Regions from separate parts of the Mus musculus genome. Here region 2 is linked to region 1. A link is a contact called in ENCODE Hi-C or POLR2A ChIA-PET data. All regions are on one chromosome and are shown on one strand. The core of a region is the stretch at or near the end of the contact, and the rest is flanking DNA. Distances in the headings are between cores, read along the strand shown. Region 1 holds the start of 9230114K14Rik (RIKEN cDNA 9230114K14 gene). Region 2 holds the start of Sepsecs (Sep (O-phosphoserine) tRNA:Sec (selenocysteine) tRNA synthase).

Region 1 (7,382 bases), core at 2,766-5,265:
TGTCATCAGATAGCATCTTGGGCCTATAGAGAGCTTGCCCCGTCTTGCTGCCTCTCTAACGTACCCACAAATGTATTTTCAATTGCCTTGGTTTATGACTGCTTTTGTTCTGTGAAGCTATCAAACTTCATGTAATCACTTCCACATTGGAACATGGAATCTGGGGGAACCTGTATCTGGTCCCTCGAGTCGTTATTACTCAAAATGGCTCCAGAATAAACCATCTCTTGCTCCTTTTAAGATGAGAACTGTGGGCTTGTGTGTGAACAAGTGTTTGCATGGTTTTCTGGCCTCAACCCTGTAGCAACAGAAAGACAAGAAAGAGGTAAAGCTGCAGGTTCAAAATAAAGAAAACAACACGTGACGTAAGCAAGCCCAACAAGGAGATCAGAATCTAAAACAACTGAATGGGAATTCTGAAACAGAGAGGAAAATGTAGTAAGTAATGCCAACATCATACCCAATCAAGAAAAAAAAAAAACCCATCCATGAACACTGGATGGAAGTCAGTTTACTTGACATTTTCCAGTTAAGAAGGAAAAATTAATCGGGCAGTCACCGTATACATCTTTACTCTCAGCACTCGGGAGGCAGAAGCAGGCAGATCTCTGAGTTTGAGGACAGCCTGGTCTATGGAGCAAGTTCTGGCATAGCCAGGGCTATAAAGAGAAACCCTGTCTCAAGAAACAAAACATCCAAGAAAACAAAAAAAAAAAAAAAAAAAACAAGGAGATGAAAATGGAAGACAGAATTTCGCAAGTAACACAAGCGACCAGTCTAGTGACACAAAGCCATAAGATTGGCTTTGGGTTTCTCAGCAGAGTGCTGGAAGAAACTGCCAGCCAAGGGTACTTAGCCTGAGGAAGCCACCCCCTGAGAAATGCAGAACAGATAGGGTGTTCTCAGACAAATAAAAGCAGAGGGAGTGCACCGCCACCAAACCCGTTCTACAAGAGATGGGAGGGCTGTTCAGGCTGAGATGAAAGGGTGGTGATTAGTAGCCCAAGAGCAGGCGACAAGATTTACACACAGAGCATGATGACAAAATTAAATTCTCTAATATACTGCCCGTGGTAGTGCGCGCCTGAAATCCTAGTACCTGAGAAGCTGAGGCAGGAGGATCCGAAGTTCAGTGCCAGCCTGAGTCTGATCTCATCTCAAAAACCCCCAAACAACTGGAGTCAAGCACCTGGAGTCTTTCTAGGACCCCTGTGGGTCTTTATCTAATGTCTCTTTCCTCAGAGCCTCTTCTTTCAACAGTAGTGGAGACCAAGACCACTTAGCATATGTTCTCACCACCCCAGTCCTCTGTAGATGGCATTCTTAGGACTTGTCTTCACAAAGCAGCTTTCCACGCTGTTAAATGCTGTTTCTCTCCTTCCAGAAAGTTCATGAAGGCAGAAAACATGGCTGTCCTGTTTTGTTATTGTTGTTGTTTTTTGGTTTTTGGTTTTTCCCCGGGTTCTCTAGCACTTAACTTAATGCCAGACATAGACTTAAAAATATCCATTGAATGAATAAATTAAAGATTGGTTGGTGGATAGTCTTGATGTCAACTTGACTGTATCTGAAATCAATTCAAAGCCAAGCAGCTGGGTGTACCTGTGAGCATTTTCTTTTTCTTTCTTTTTTTCTGAGACAGGTCTCATGATGTAGTTCTGGCCATCCCAGAACTCACTAAGTAGACCAGGAGGGCCTGGAACTGACATCCACCCACCTGCTTCTGTGTCCTGAGTGCTGGAATTAAAGGTGTTCTTCCACCTTCTTGGTGGCAGCCCCTATAAAAAGAAGAACGAAGGCTTTGTTCTTTTCCTGCTTGTCTTCACGTTCACTGGCCAGTTCATCTGTCCTGCTGCCAGGGTATTCCTTCCTGGGTTTTAGAACCTATCTTTTGGGATTAACCCCCCCACCCCCCCACCCCCCCCCACCACATACACACATAGACCAAAGATCAGCTGAGACATTCAGCCTCATGGACGGAACAAGTACCGGATTCTTGGCATTTCTGTTGGATGACAGTGACTAGCTAGAACATGATCTATAATTCACTTTAATAAATTCCCATGTGTGTGTGTATACATACATATGTATTTTCATTCCCATATATAGGACCCTGACTAATGCAATTAAGTAATAACAGTATAGAGTAGTAGTTATCTCCTCTAGTTTGGACCATGTCTTAGGATTTTACTGCTGTGAACAGACACCCTGACCAAGGCAACTCTTATAAGGACAACATTTAACTGGGGCTGGCTTACAGGTTCAGAGGTTCAGTCAATTATCATCAAGGCGGGAACATGGCAGCATCCAGGCAGGCATGGGGCAAGAGGAGCTAAGAGTTCTATATCCTCATTTGAAGGCTGCTAGCAGACTACTGGCTTTCAGGCAGCTGGGATGAGGGTCTTAACACCCACACCCACAGTGACACACCGACTCCAACAGGGCCACACCTTCTAAACCACTCCCCAAGCCAAGCATATAAAAACCATCACATCCTCATTAGCCTATATCGGAGAGGTAACTTGCATGAGCTCATCACAGGAATGACCCATTAATACACATTTTGGAGGGAAGAGGATGATCATGGGGGTTTACAAGGCTCAAGACTCTGCACAAGAACTTCAAGAGGACCCTCCTGTCTAGGAACTATAACAAGGAATACAACTGACAGGGGTGGAATTCTTCAGTAATGTAGGTACCTGAAAGATGCTCACAGGACTTTTCAGTGGCTCGTGTGTGTGTGTGTGTGTGTGTGTGTGTGCGCTCGAGTGCATGTGGGGGGGGGGGGAGGAGGGGGGAGAGGGAAGGAGTGAGGGAGGGAGAAAGACAGAGAGAGTCACTATATAGTTCTGGCTGTCCTGGAACTCACTACGTAAAACAAACTGACTCTGAACTCATAGAAATCTGCTTGGCTCTGCCCTCAGGAGTGCTGGGATTAAAGGTACTCACTACCATATCTAGCCTAACAGGTTGTCAATGTACATTTAGACAGTTGTGTTGGATATTGTGAAAGTTACAATATCATCTGTTGTGTTTCTGTTGTATTTAATCTTAGAGATTATCCTTCTGAGAATTTTCGAGGGACTAGAGCCAAGGAGCAGCAAAGGAGAGTCTTGACATGAAGTGATACCCTGTATTTGGGCTGATCCTTAGACCTCTTTCGCCCACACTTCTGGAAATGAATGTAATTGAGTATGCACAATGGCTGAAGGGAGAAAGATACACAACCTCTTAAGTGTCACCTTGCCTCAACAACTTGCCATTACAGTGGAGTCTTAATGGATGAGCTATTTGTTGATTTCCTTCAGTCCAGGTAACCATGTCTATAAAATGTCTTTCAGGGTTCACTCTACTAAGGAGCACAGCAACTAGGCATGCTGGGGCACGCCTTTAGTCCCAGCACTGGGAGGCAGAGACAGCCTAACCTCTGAATTCCAGGCTAGCCTCTTCTACAGAGCTTGTTTGTGGACAGCCAGAGCCACACAGAGAAACCCTGTCTCAAAAAACCAAACCAAACCAAACCAAACGAGGACAGAGATAGGGCTAATGTCTCTGAGTGCCTAATATGCACTCATATACACACAAACGGAGCAAGATTAGGGCAGAGGATTGGAGGCAAAATACAGTGCCCAGTGCGATTACCTCCAATTTTCTGAACCCTATACAAAACACCTATACCTTGAACAAATAGATGTTATCTGTTCTGGGGTGAATGGACAAAACGAGTCACAGTAATTAAAGTTAACATTTTTTCTCACCGCTACAGGGCATCTGGCGCAACAACTGCAAATTCTCGTTCTGGAGTTATAAATTGTGTCCTGCTTTGCCACTTGCCAGCTGTGTGATCTTGTTTTTCTTATCCTTCCTGAGCTTCATACCCTAAAAGCAAAAAGTATATACACAGCTGGATAGATTTCCTAAACAGGACTAGGCTTTTTCAACTTTCCCAACGAACTCCAGGCGGCAAGTGACAGCTTGAGGCGCGTTTCGGTCCTTAGCAGCAGCTCAGATCAGCTCTCAGAGAGACGCGAGGGGAAAGGGAGGAGCCCGCGGGAACTCAGAGCCATTTCAGCCAATCGCACAGCGGGCGGGACGGGAGTTCCCGCCTCCGGACGGCGTGCGCGCGCACCACGCCGGCACGCCCGCCGCGGAGGCGCGCACGCAGGCCCTGCCCTCGTCGCGGCCGCCATTTTAGCTCCTGGTTCGGGCCGCACGGAGCGGGCTGTGGTGGCGGGAGGGGTGGGGGTCCCCGCGAGTTGAGCCGCGGGCCTCTTGTGCGTGGATCCGGCTGCCGGAGTCTCTCTTCTTCCCTCCTTCCTAAGCGTCCGCTTCTGGGAGTGCGAGGATGTCCAAGAGGCATCGGTTGGACCTGGGGGAGGATTACCCCTCCGGCAAGAAGCGTGCGGGGACCGATGGGTAAGCCAGGCCGGGGCGCGCAGTCGCGGCTCGGGCTTTGTTGGATGGTGGCGGGGAGCAGGCCCGGCTGCCGAGCCTTTGTCTGCCGTCGGCCGGCTGGGGCGCGTGCCGAGTGTGTGCGGCCGGGGCGAGCGGCCTGTGGCGGCCACGAGGCCGCGGAACGGCGGGCGTGCGGAGCGGGCCGCGAGGCCTCGGTGCTCGCGTGAGGCCCGCAGCCGGAACCGGATGGCCAAGGGCACTGCCCCCGTGGGCGGCGGCGGGCGCTGTCTGTTTTGGGGGAGGATAGAGGCGAGCCGACCTCGGGGCGCACTGTTTGGCGGGAGACGAAGGGCCTTCTTCCATTGAGGCACTTCAGGAGAGGCCGTTGCCAACTTCCGCCCTCTGCCTGCCCTCCCGCCATCTCCTTTATTTCCTGCTTTGCTTAAAAGCCGGCTTTGCTTTTAAGTAGCATCACTGGGGTAGGCCTGTGAAAACACGTATTTCCCCCTCCGCTCTGGAAGTTATTTCTATCTCCTCCCCACTTTGGACGCACTTTTCAAAAAAGTGATCTTAAGCGTGTTTGAACAAACAACACCCACGTGCAGATTGAGAAAGGCTTACACCGATTCCTGGTCTGGCATTTTAGTTCCTTTTCTTAGACTTTTCGCAAAGACAGGGCATTTAGCAAGTAAGCAGTTGTATTATCATTTTCCAGTCTTTTCTTTCACAGTTCATACTTAAAATGTACTTTTGTTTATATTCCTACCCTCCCATTTTAATTAGTTGTATGTTTATGCTTCGGCAGTACAGGGATCTGTTGGGTTAATTAAAAAATATATCCACGGAAGTCCAAATGTCCAAAACAGTTGTAGGATTTTATCATTTTCTTATGTCTTGTGACACCGACTCGCTGTCAAGTCAGATGTGTGGTCTCTTGAGTTTTTGTTAACGGAAAGTCCTTTGGGATTGATTTCTAACTACCAGTGTGAGAATAGGTCAGGATAGGATGCGTTCTGTCGCTCTCCTTAGGTTGAAATATTGAATACGGAAAGCAGGTTTGTTATGTTTTGATTGTGTAGGTTTTTTTTTTTAAAGCTTATAACACTAAGCATTGTAATAATAAAACATCCCAAGACAGCTGTTCTCTCAAGCAAACATTCCAAATGTTAGTAATTGAGCTCCATCAGTTCTTAGGTAGAAACAGCTCATGAATATTCTCCAAGGGAGAGCAAAGTTGCAGTGAGCTTTTTCCATAGATTATAGTGGTATGTAGAATTCTCCTTTTCTCAACAGGAAACTTAGTACTGTAGTTAGGCATCACAACCTGTCATAAATGGCATTTATATTGGATTGATAAAGTGGGGAACTTCTGTGAAGTTAAAGTTAATGTCACATTTGGCTAAGATGCAACTAATTTCTCTCCTTATAGAGGTCACATTGGGATGAACACTGAGTTTGTGCAAGCAGAGTTTTTTTGTGTGTATGTTCACGACTCAATGCTTTTATTGCAATTGGGGCTCCACATTACAGTGATTATGGTCATTTCTCTTGCAAAACATACAACATTGGCAAAATGGACTTTGCGTATATCGCGGGTAGCTTCATGTTTCCTCTGAATATTTCATATTTGTCACTAAGTACAGGAGAGTCCTTGATTTCTAGAGATTCTGCAAGGCAGTTTTTGCAGTTTCCTAAGTTTTTTGAGTACCTTTTCTTATAGAACTGGTTTTCTTTAGCAATACAGTATTTGTGCTTGGTATTTTTTTTTTTTTCCTTACTTGATTTGAAGGCACTTTTGACTGCCAGGGACTCTTTGCTTCCCTCCCTCCCCCTCTTTGCTCTTGTTTAGTGTATTTGACAGCATAGGCTTGTTCATTTTGTCACCCCAGCTGTCACCAGACCTTGCTGTCTCCATTCCAGCACGTGTGGGTGGGGGTGGGGGTGGAGGGGCGGCCAGGAGAAGAAACCACGGAGTCAGTTACCTCCTCTTGACCATGATGGCCTCAGGGGTCAACCCAGTTTTTCAGTCTGAGCCATCTCACCAGCTCCCAAGAAATCTGGGAAGGACATTTTTATCCTAATGGTTCTTAATATTCCTGATAAGAATTTGTAATTATGTGTTTCACTACAATCCCGTGGTAGCTGAAATTAAATAATAAGATGATAAGATGCAAAGGGCAAGAAATTTTCACACATAAATGTATAAAGAAAAAAGCAGTAAGCTACTACAAATCATTATTTCCATCTTTGGAGTCCATACTTATTCCTAAATACAAAATGTAATATCAGTGAGCTCTTGGGATTTGGGTCCCATTGGCTGTGTAGTACAGTAGTTGTCTCTTGTCTTGCTCATTGGTGTTAAGTGCTTTCCTCGAATTTTCTGTAGATGAAAGTATGAGTATCCTTATGTATGCACGTTAATGCACATGCTTAGAAGTTCCCAAAGTGAGACTGTCAGAAAAAAAGTAGTTTATATAAAATATCTAGAGTAGATGACTAGTTTCCATACTTACTAGCAGTATATTAGTGCCTATTATTATTCCAAGTACAATTTAAACTGAAACATCAGTAGTAACCAGTGTTTGTTGGTACATTTCAGATATTCCAGGCATTATTACATGTATTATCTTATTAAATGTTTTTAGTTCCATCTTAAAAGCCACAGCTTGCATGTGAGCAAGAAAACATTGTTCTTAATAATTGTCAGTGTTGACTAAAGTGCTGTTTAAAGCACTTTTCCTTCCTTCCTTCCTTCCTTCCTTCCTTCCTTCCTTCCTTACTTCCTAAAAAGAGACAGCATCTCTCTACTACTGCGTAGCCCTGGCTATTAGAAACTCACTATGTAAACCAGGCTGGCCTCCAGCATAAGCAAGAGATCAGCCTGCCTCTGCCTCCTGAGTGCTGGGAGTAAAGGCATGTAACCATCACACTGAGATTGTTTTTAGTTTCTTTAAAGTTAAAAGCATTGCTTCAACTTGAAAATTTTT
Region 2 (7,382 bases), core at 3,004-5,503, 480 kb before region 1:
TCCGCTTTGGTATGTAAAATACGCACTTCAGGCAGCAGTTTATCCCCCAGGTCTGGACCCCAACATCGACGACAACAAATACAATTATCTCTTCCTCCCTGGGCCAAACCCAACAAAACTAAAAGGTAAAACAACTAGCCCTAAGTGTGCTCTCATGTCCAGCACCTAGTTTGGAGCCACAGGAGAGCCTTTAGCTGACTCTAGCAGTAATAGAATATGGCTAAATGCTACTTCTTCGGTTGGCTGGAGAAAGCTGGGCACAATTTTTGCCATTGCCCATTGTACAGTTTTAGTTTTAATAAATGCCTCAATGGCCAAAGACTCGAGGTGGCTCATTCTCCGGTCTTCCCAGGCTCACCGGCTGTCCCTGCGAGCACCCCTCCCCCTTCATTAGCCGCTTTCTTAATCTTTCTATGAGTTTCCCTGGGGCTTTGTATGGGGAGTTGCTCTCTGGCAGGCGGCCCTAACCTTAGGCTACTTCACCCAAGGATTGCCGTGCTTCTGCAGTTGTCAAGGAACAGACACACAAGTTTTCCTGGGGTCCTTTAGAAATCGGCAGGCTCACTTGAATTGAGTCTCTACAACTAGCATTTCAAAGGGCTCAAAAAGAAAACAGAGGGCTAGTGAGTAAGGTAAAAAAAGAAAACAGAAATGGTCCATTTCCCAAACCAAAGATACCTTAATAGACTTAAGTTTACTAATCACAAAGAAGCTGGAGGTCCGCCTGCCCTCTGCACGGTTAGGTTAGCTCAGGTGGAGACATGGCACAGAGGTAAAAGGTGCTAATTGCTCTTTCAGAGGAACCTATTGTAGTTCCCACTCTCCAACATGGTCAGCTCTGACCTCCTGTAACTCCACGGATTAGACTCTTCTGACCCCTTGGGGCACCCATACATGCATGACATACATTCCCGCAGACAAAGTCACATTCACAGAAATAAAAAATCTTTAAAGAAGAAAGGAAAATTACAGCTTGCTCTATGACTAAGCCCACTTGTCAGAGAGAGGGGGAAGAGAATCCCAAGCCCCAGGAAGATGGGGAATCTGGGGTGGGGCTACACTATATGCTGCACAAGCACCCAGCCAATGAGAAAGAGCAGATATGACTATAAAAACCACTGCTCGGGCCGATCAGAATACCAGCCAATTATTTGTCTGTTTGTGCTGATGCCCATTTTCTGTAGAAATGTATGCAGGGGAGTGGGAAAATGTAATTTAAAAATGTTTTAGGTGTGCCAGGATTGGGGAGTGGTGATGGCCTTGGGACGCTGAAGGCAGCTAATTAGAAATGGGACATCTTATGTGACTGGTTTTGGGAACAGGAGACCCTGAGTTGGAGTAGGGGCAAAAATTGTACAGACCTAACTTGGAATCACAGTCCTAAAGTACAAGAAGAATCAGCTTGAAGCAAATGGGATTAGGTGTCCACTCCAAGTGGAAAATGGATTCAGTGGGGGGACACAGGGAGATAGATGGTGGGGACTATGTATGACTCATGACCCAAGGTAGAAACCGAGGCTTTACATTAGCTGGTATCATTTGGATCTCAACTAGTCATTTCCAGGTGGCAAGGATTTGGCCCATTACCCTACGAAGGTGATTGAATTCAAATTCAAAAACACCGTTGGTCTGATCAATATTGTAATAAACTTCCCCCCCCCCCCCCCGGGGAGGGATGGACACCAGTGAAGTGATTATGCTGAAACGCTTATGATCTTTTGCTCATATAATTGCAAGTGGGAGCACCAGTGGTTGAGCTTCCCTCTAGTCTTGTTTAATGAGGTTGAAATTGCTTGGGTGTTTAAGTGATGGGGACAGTGATAGACGTCCACGTAGCAGCCACTGTGCTGAGGGAAGTGAACGGCATTAGAGTAAATATGTCCTGGCCTACACCTACACAAGAATGAAAAGAGGTCAAAAGCCGGGCTCCACCTAAAGTGAGAAGGATGGGAGCAGATTTTCTAGTGAATGCAAGTAGATGGGAGCCTTGCCCGAAAAGGAAGCTGTCTACTTTAAGGTCATTGGCTTGTAATGAAGGTCCCAGTTAGCCTATAGCTTTAGAAGATGGGCTGTTTCTGAAAGATCTCTTTAAAACCCTCAGTTTGAAGTATCTTCTTGGGTTAACTTTTCATGCTGACAGAATTCTGGTCTGTTTTCTTTTCAATTAAAAAACACCATTAGTACACAAAATAGTGGGTTCCACGCATACTTTGGTTTTAGTCCTCCTTTCTTCTCCCTCCTCCATCTCCTTCCTCTCTTCCTCCCTCCCCTTCCTCCCTCCCACCATCCTCTCCCTCCCTCACTCCATCCCCTTCCCCTTCCTTCCTCCCCTTCCTCCCTTCCTGCATCCCTCCATCCCTTTTCCCTCCCCATCTCCTTTTCTCCATCCCCTTCCTCCTTTCCTTCATCCCTTTCCTCCTTTCCTTCATTGTCTTCCTCCCTCTCTCCATCCCCTTCCTCCCTCCCTCCATCCTTTTCCTCCCTCCCTCCATTCCCTCCCTCCCTCCCTCTGTTCCCTCCCTCCATCCCTCCCTCCCTCCTTCCACCCCCTTCCTCCCTCTCAGTGCTCCCTTCCCTTCCCAGTTTGCGTTGCAGGTGAGCATGCTCTTTGTTACCCCCTTTCCCACCCCTGCCACAGGGCAAGACAGTGCAGAGGTCCTTCCATCTCTCATTCTTGCTGAAGTCATTTTAGGTTTGACTAGAATTTGATCTTCTTGATAGAAGTAAGTGGCTTGGTTATTGTTAGAATTTTTTTTTTGACCCAGGTTAAAATAAAATCAGAACTTAGAGAGACTATACAGGCTGTATCTTTTGGCAAGGAAATACCACAGACCACCCTGAAAATGGACATACACTATCTAAAATACATTTTAAAAATCAATCTAAAAATGGTGAAATGGCCATTGAGGTCATGGTTCAGCCCACTTTTGTAGACTTTTCCTAGACTATGTTGTAGGCAGGTTACAATGATCCTCAGTTAACCTCAGTGATCTTTGTCAAGCTTCACAGCTAATGTTGACTTGGGAGACTAACCAGCTTGTCTATGTTGCAATGAGTGGCTCCATAGAGACATGTGATATCCTTTTGAAGATATCTGGTAGCCCCTAAGCAAATGTCCCGGGAGGCTCAGAGATTAGCCGAGCAAAAGGTCCAACCATTTACCACATCCTTTCTTTTCAAAGGCAGGGGCTAGGCACCGGTAGTGTACAATGGTGCCTTTGAATAGCTGCAGGATTGTGACCTTTGTATGCTCAGGGATTTTAATGGGTAAGAAAGCTGGCTTGGCAGTGATCTCTCAGAACATTTTCATTGTTTCCCACATCTCCCCTCTTTCCCCATGAGCCTTTATTTTTATATGGCTACGATTCTATGAAATAGTGCATTACAGAGTCCCGTAGCTTCTTGTCCATTTTTGTTGTGGTGCCCAAAAAAGGTGAGGAACTCTTCTTCCCTCAAACATTTCAAAGTCATATAGAATTTGCAGGCCATGTGTGCTTGCTTGCTGACATGTAAGTACATATATGTTCTACCAGTGGGGAATTCCTACATTTGGTAGACTACTACTATGTTCTAAAGATACACTATTCATGGACAAATGTTAGTACAAAGTTCTTAAAGGAATTCTGTAGATCTAAACTTAGTAGAGAAAACTCTAGATCTCAGGTAAGATATGCATAAGGTTCCTCTTCCCATAATATGATGGTGGGTTGAGTTATTGCAGATTATTGCATAATTTAAAATGAAAAGAGTAACTATCATGAGATAAATTTGCCGCGAGAGCAGGGCTCTATCCTTTCCTAAGGTTGTCAGGCAGTAGGAATTGCTGAAATATATCAAGGTATGTATGATGTAAGGTTCTGGAATCTGACACAGTCTGGGGAAGACTCAAACAATATGACTGGAACAGATCATAAATTGTCATTTCCTGAGAAGCCCACACAATGACTCTTCTGCCTTCTCTGCCCTCTCTTGAAGTACTAGTGTTCTTGATTACAAGAGGGCTTACCTAGCCCAATCCAACTCCCCTTTCTTCTGGCCGGAAACCCGTTAATCTTGCCAACTCTCTCATATATACTCAAGGTTTCCAACTTCTTCCCAAGTGCTTGTGGTGTTGGGGAATGGGAGTGGAGGGCCACCAAGACGGCTCTGCGCATGCGCGGAAGTCGAAGGCGGCGTCTTAGGGTGTTTTGGGTCCACGGCCGCCCCGTACCGTCCGGGCAGCGCGTTGCATCCTGGGCCTCGGTGTGTGTTCAGTGGGCGCCGTCATGAACCCGGAGAGCTTCGCGGCGGGCGAGCGGCGGGTGTCTCCGGCTTACGTGAGGCAGGGCTGCGAGGCTCGGCGCGCCCACGAGCACCTCATCCGGCTGCTTCTAGAGCAGGTACTCGGCGCTCGGGCTCGGCGTGTGCCGAGAGGGGCGGGGCAGCGCGGCGCCTTGGTGTGTGCGGAGCTGTCAAAGTCCAAGGGCTTGGTCCGCCGGGGCCATTCGGGGATAGATCGCATGCGGCCGGTAGACCTGCGCCCGCGGGCAGCTGCCCGCCGCACCTCTCTGGCCTCACCTCTTGACGGGAGTCCTGAACCGTAGTGCCCCCAGGGTCTGCCAGCCCCTAGTTTGAAAACTCACCCGAGGACGTCACCTTTTCAGTTTCCCTAACTCCACTGAGCCCTCGCAAACTTCAGTGGCCATATTACATAAGTCCGCAACCTCTATAGTTTGTAGTCAAATAGAAAACGAACGTTTGGCCAATTGGCAAACGTTCCTTCATAGCTGCTGAGTTTATTTCTGATGTGAGGAATCAAGGGTCATTAAAACACATTAAAAGGAATTCAAGTACATTGATGTGGAGTTTTAGGGGCCGATAATTTACCTGAATATAAATGCCATTACTTTTTTTTTTTAAGGGCAAGTGTCCAGAGGATGGCTGGGATGAAAGTACCCTCGAACTCTTTCTGCATGAGCTTGCAGTCATGGATAGCAACAATTTCTTGGGTAATTGTGGTGTGGGAGAAAGGGAAGGGAGAGTGGCCTCTGCTTTGGTTGCTCGACGACATTACAGGTATGGTTCTTAAACTACTTATGAAATTATTTACTTATTCATTCATTCTGGGAATGGGAGTGGAAGGAACTTAAAATAATGGTGGTGGTATTCCTACTAAATTATAAAGTTTCCACTCAGAAATAATCCCTTCCCTCATGAAATGGGTAATGGGTACAGAAATCAAACGGAACTGAGAGATGGAACTGAGAGACTTGGAGCTTTCAAGACAGTAGTTCTGATATATGGTGGTTTCCTCTTTCATCCAGCAGACTGGTCAACATCACTGGTGCTGTGTTCTGACAATATTTAAACTAGTACATCTGTTATAAAAACTTAATGAAGCAAAACAAAGCAAAATTTAAAAAAGCATAGTTACGGCTGAGGAGCTGGCTCGGTGGTTAAGAGCACTGACTGTTCTTCCAGAGGTCCTGAGTTCAATTCCCAGCAACCACATGATGGCTCACAACCATCTGTAAGGGGATCTGATGCCTTCTTCTGGTGTGTCTGAGGACAACTACAGTGTACTCATATACATAAAATAAACAAGTCTTTAAAAAAAAAAAACAGTTCATTTCAAAAGGAATAAGAGTTATTCTAGAGATACATATAAGTGACAGGTGACCCCAAATATTATGTTCTTCTGGATGGTAACAGTTCCATGAAATTTTTATGTAAAATAGTCGCAGAACAAAATCATAGGCCAAGACACTTTTTGACTACACTAGTAGAAATATAGAGGTAGGCATGTTTAGGAAAAGCAGGGAAATTCCGTTGCAGGCCCTGGCTGTTGTCTGATGACATTCTTAGCTTATGGGTAGGTGAAGCTAGGGGGTTTCTGTCCCTTCCAGAAGGATTGACCTAATAGTCACAGGGTTGCTAGGTCACACAGAGGGAAGATGTTTTGGTTCTTGGCCTGCCAGTTGCTAACTTGCCACAATCATAGACGTTCAGCCAGCCTTGCAGAGTGTTTACCATGGGCGTGGCCTTCTTTCTTTTTCTTTTTTCAAACTTCACTTGATATACATCATGGTTGTGTGTTGTTGTGTTGTTGTTGTTTTTTTTCTTTTTTAAGACATTCTCACTTTGTAACTGTGGATGGCCTAGAACTCACTTTGTAGCTCCTGCTGGCCTCAGACAAAGAGGTTCACTTGCCTCTGTCTCCTGACTCATAGGATTAAAGGTGTTCAACCCCACTTGCAGCCATGTTTTCTTTGTAATGTACAGGTTTTACTGGAGAGTAGAGCGTGTTTATCACTGTCTGAATTCCAGCAGATGGGGGAGCAGTTGTATTAGATGATTACATTATTTGTATTAGTTTTGAGATTTTACTCCATTCTGAAAAGTGATTTTTTTAAGAGTCTCACCTGCCTCTGCTAGGACTGAAGGCCTGTGCCACCACTGCCTGGCAAGAATGATTTAATCATTAATTGGTAGTGCTTTTGGATATGACTGCTTATTTCTGTCTTCCACCCTTTCTGTGAGAAATATGATCTCTTAAAAAACTTCTTGTTTTTTTGTTTTTAAATCATGGTGAAATATTTGAGGCTTACTAAAATTTTAATGAAAATATTTGCAGTCAGAAGTGATGCTAATGAGTAGGGATGCAGATTTCCAGTCTAACAATGCCCTGGTAACAAGGTCCATAGATAATGCATATGGATATCTTGTATATAAGGCGTGCCTGTAAAGAAGTACAGTACCAGTTAGTGCTTCTGATACTCTCATTATACACAGTTTCAGATCTAATTGAATGTAAGGAGCATCAGAAGGAGTTGTTTCTTTTTAAAATTGGAGTATTCCAATTTTTAGTGTTTTTAAGTGTATAGGACCATCTAATTTAAGACACGTGGATTTGTACACTCATTTTTAAGAAACATACTTTAGAAATTAGGAAAGTTTTTGCTTGGGTGGTGGCACTGCCTGTAATCCCAGCACTTAGCAGAAATAGGGGCAAAGGTCCAAAGTATAGGGTCAGCCAGGGCTTCTTAGTGAGATCCTGTCTCAAAAGGCCACTGTCACCGCCAACAACTAATTAGGACAGTCTCTAAAGCATCGACTCATTCAGATTGAAATCTGTCCCACTGCTCTAGTAGGCAGAAAAGAGGGAATAGGTTGTTACCTCTACTGTGGTTTTAAACAGATCACTCCAGAAGCTAATGGCTTAAAATCATTATTTCTTCCTGGTTCTGTGTGTTAACTGAGCTCAGCAATGTGTTTCTGGTGTAGTTATCAAATGCCAGCTAAGACTGTAGTCTTATTGAAGGTGAGAGTGGGCAGTCTATAAAAGATGATTTGTTTACATGGCTAAGGGCTCAGATCTCATCTTCTGTTATGTTAGCTCTTCC

The links. Hi-C counts contacts between places; a loop is a spot of excess contacts on that map. ChIA-PET counts read pairs that join two places held with the same protein, here RNA polymerase II (POLR2A).
Region 2: a map of regulatory T cell shows a loop between it and region 1 (2.6-fold over the local background). The contact joins the promoter of Sepsecs here to the promoter of 9230114K14Rik in region 1. A Hi-C loop is called at or near these places in 2 of 37 maps with a recorded cell type or tissue (T-helper 2 cell and regulatory T cell). POLR2A ChIA-PET finds 5 or more read pairs at or near these places in 2 of 5 experiments (Patski and embryonic stem cell).

What each region holds. Positions count from the first base shown.
Region 1 is chr5:52,187,314-52,194,695 of GRCm38, reverse strand. 9230114K14Rik (RIKEN cDNA 9230114K14 gene) reads right to left here and starts at 4,015. Exons shown (of 4, transcript NR_015537.2): 1 at 3,759-4,015; 2 at 1,100-1,778. Dhx15 (DEAH (Asp-Glu-Ala-His) box polypeptide 15) reads left to right here and starts at 4,150. Exons shown (of 14, transcript NM_007839.3): 1 at 4,150-4,416. The coding sequence starts at 4,346.
Region 2 is chr5:52,666,572-52,673,953 of GRCm38, reverse strand. Sepsecs (Sep (O-phosphoserine) tRNA:Sec (selenocysteine) tRNA synthase) reads left to right here and starts at 4,253. Exons shown (of 11, transcript NM_172490.4): 1 at 4,253-4,379; 2 at 4,901-5,055. The coding sequence starts at 4,266.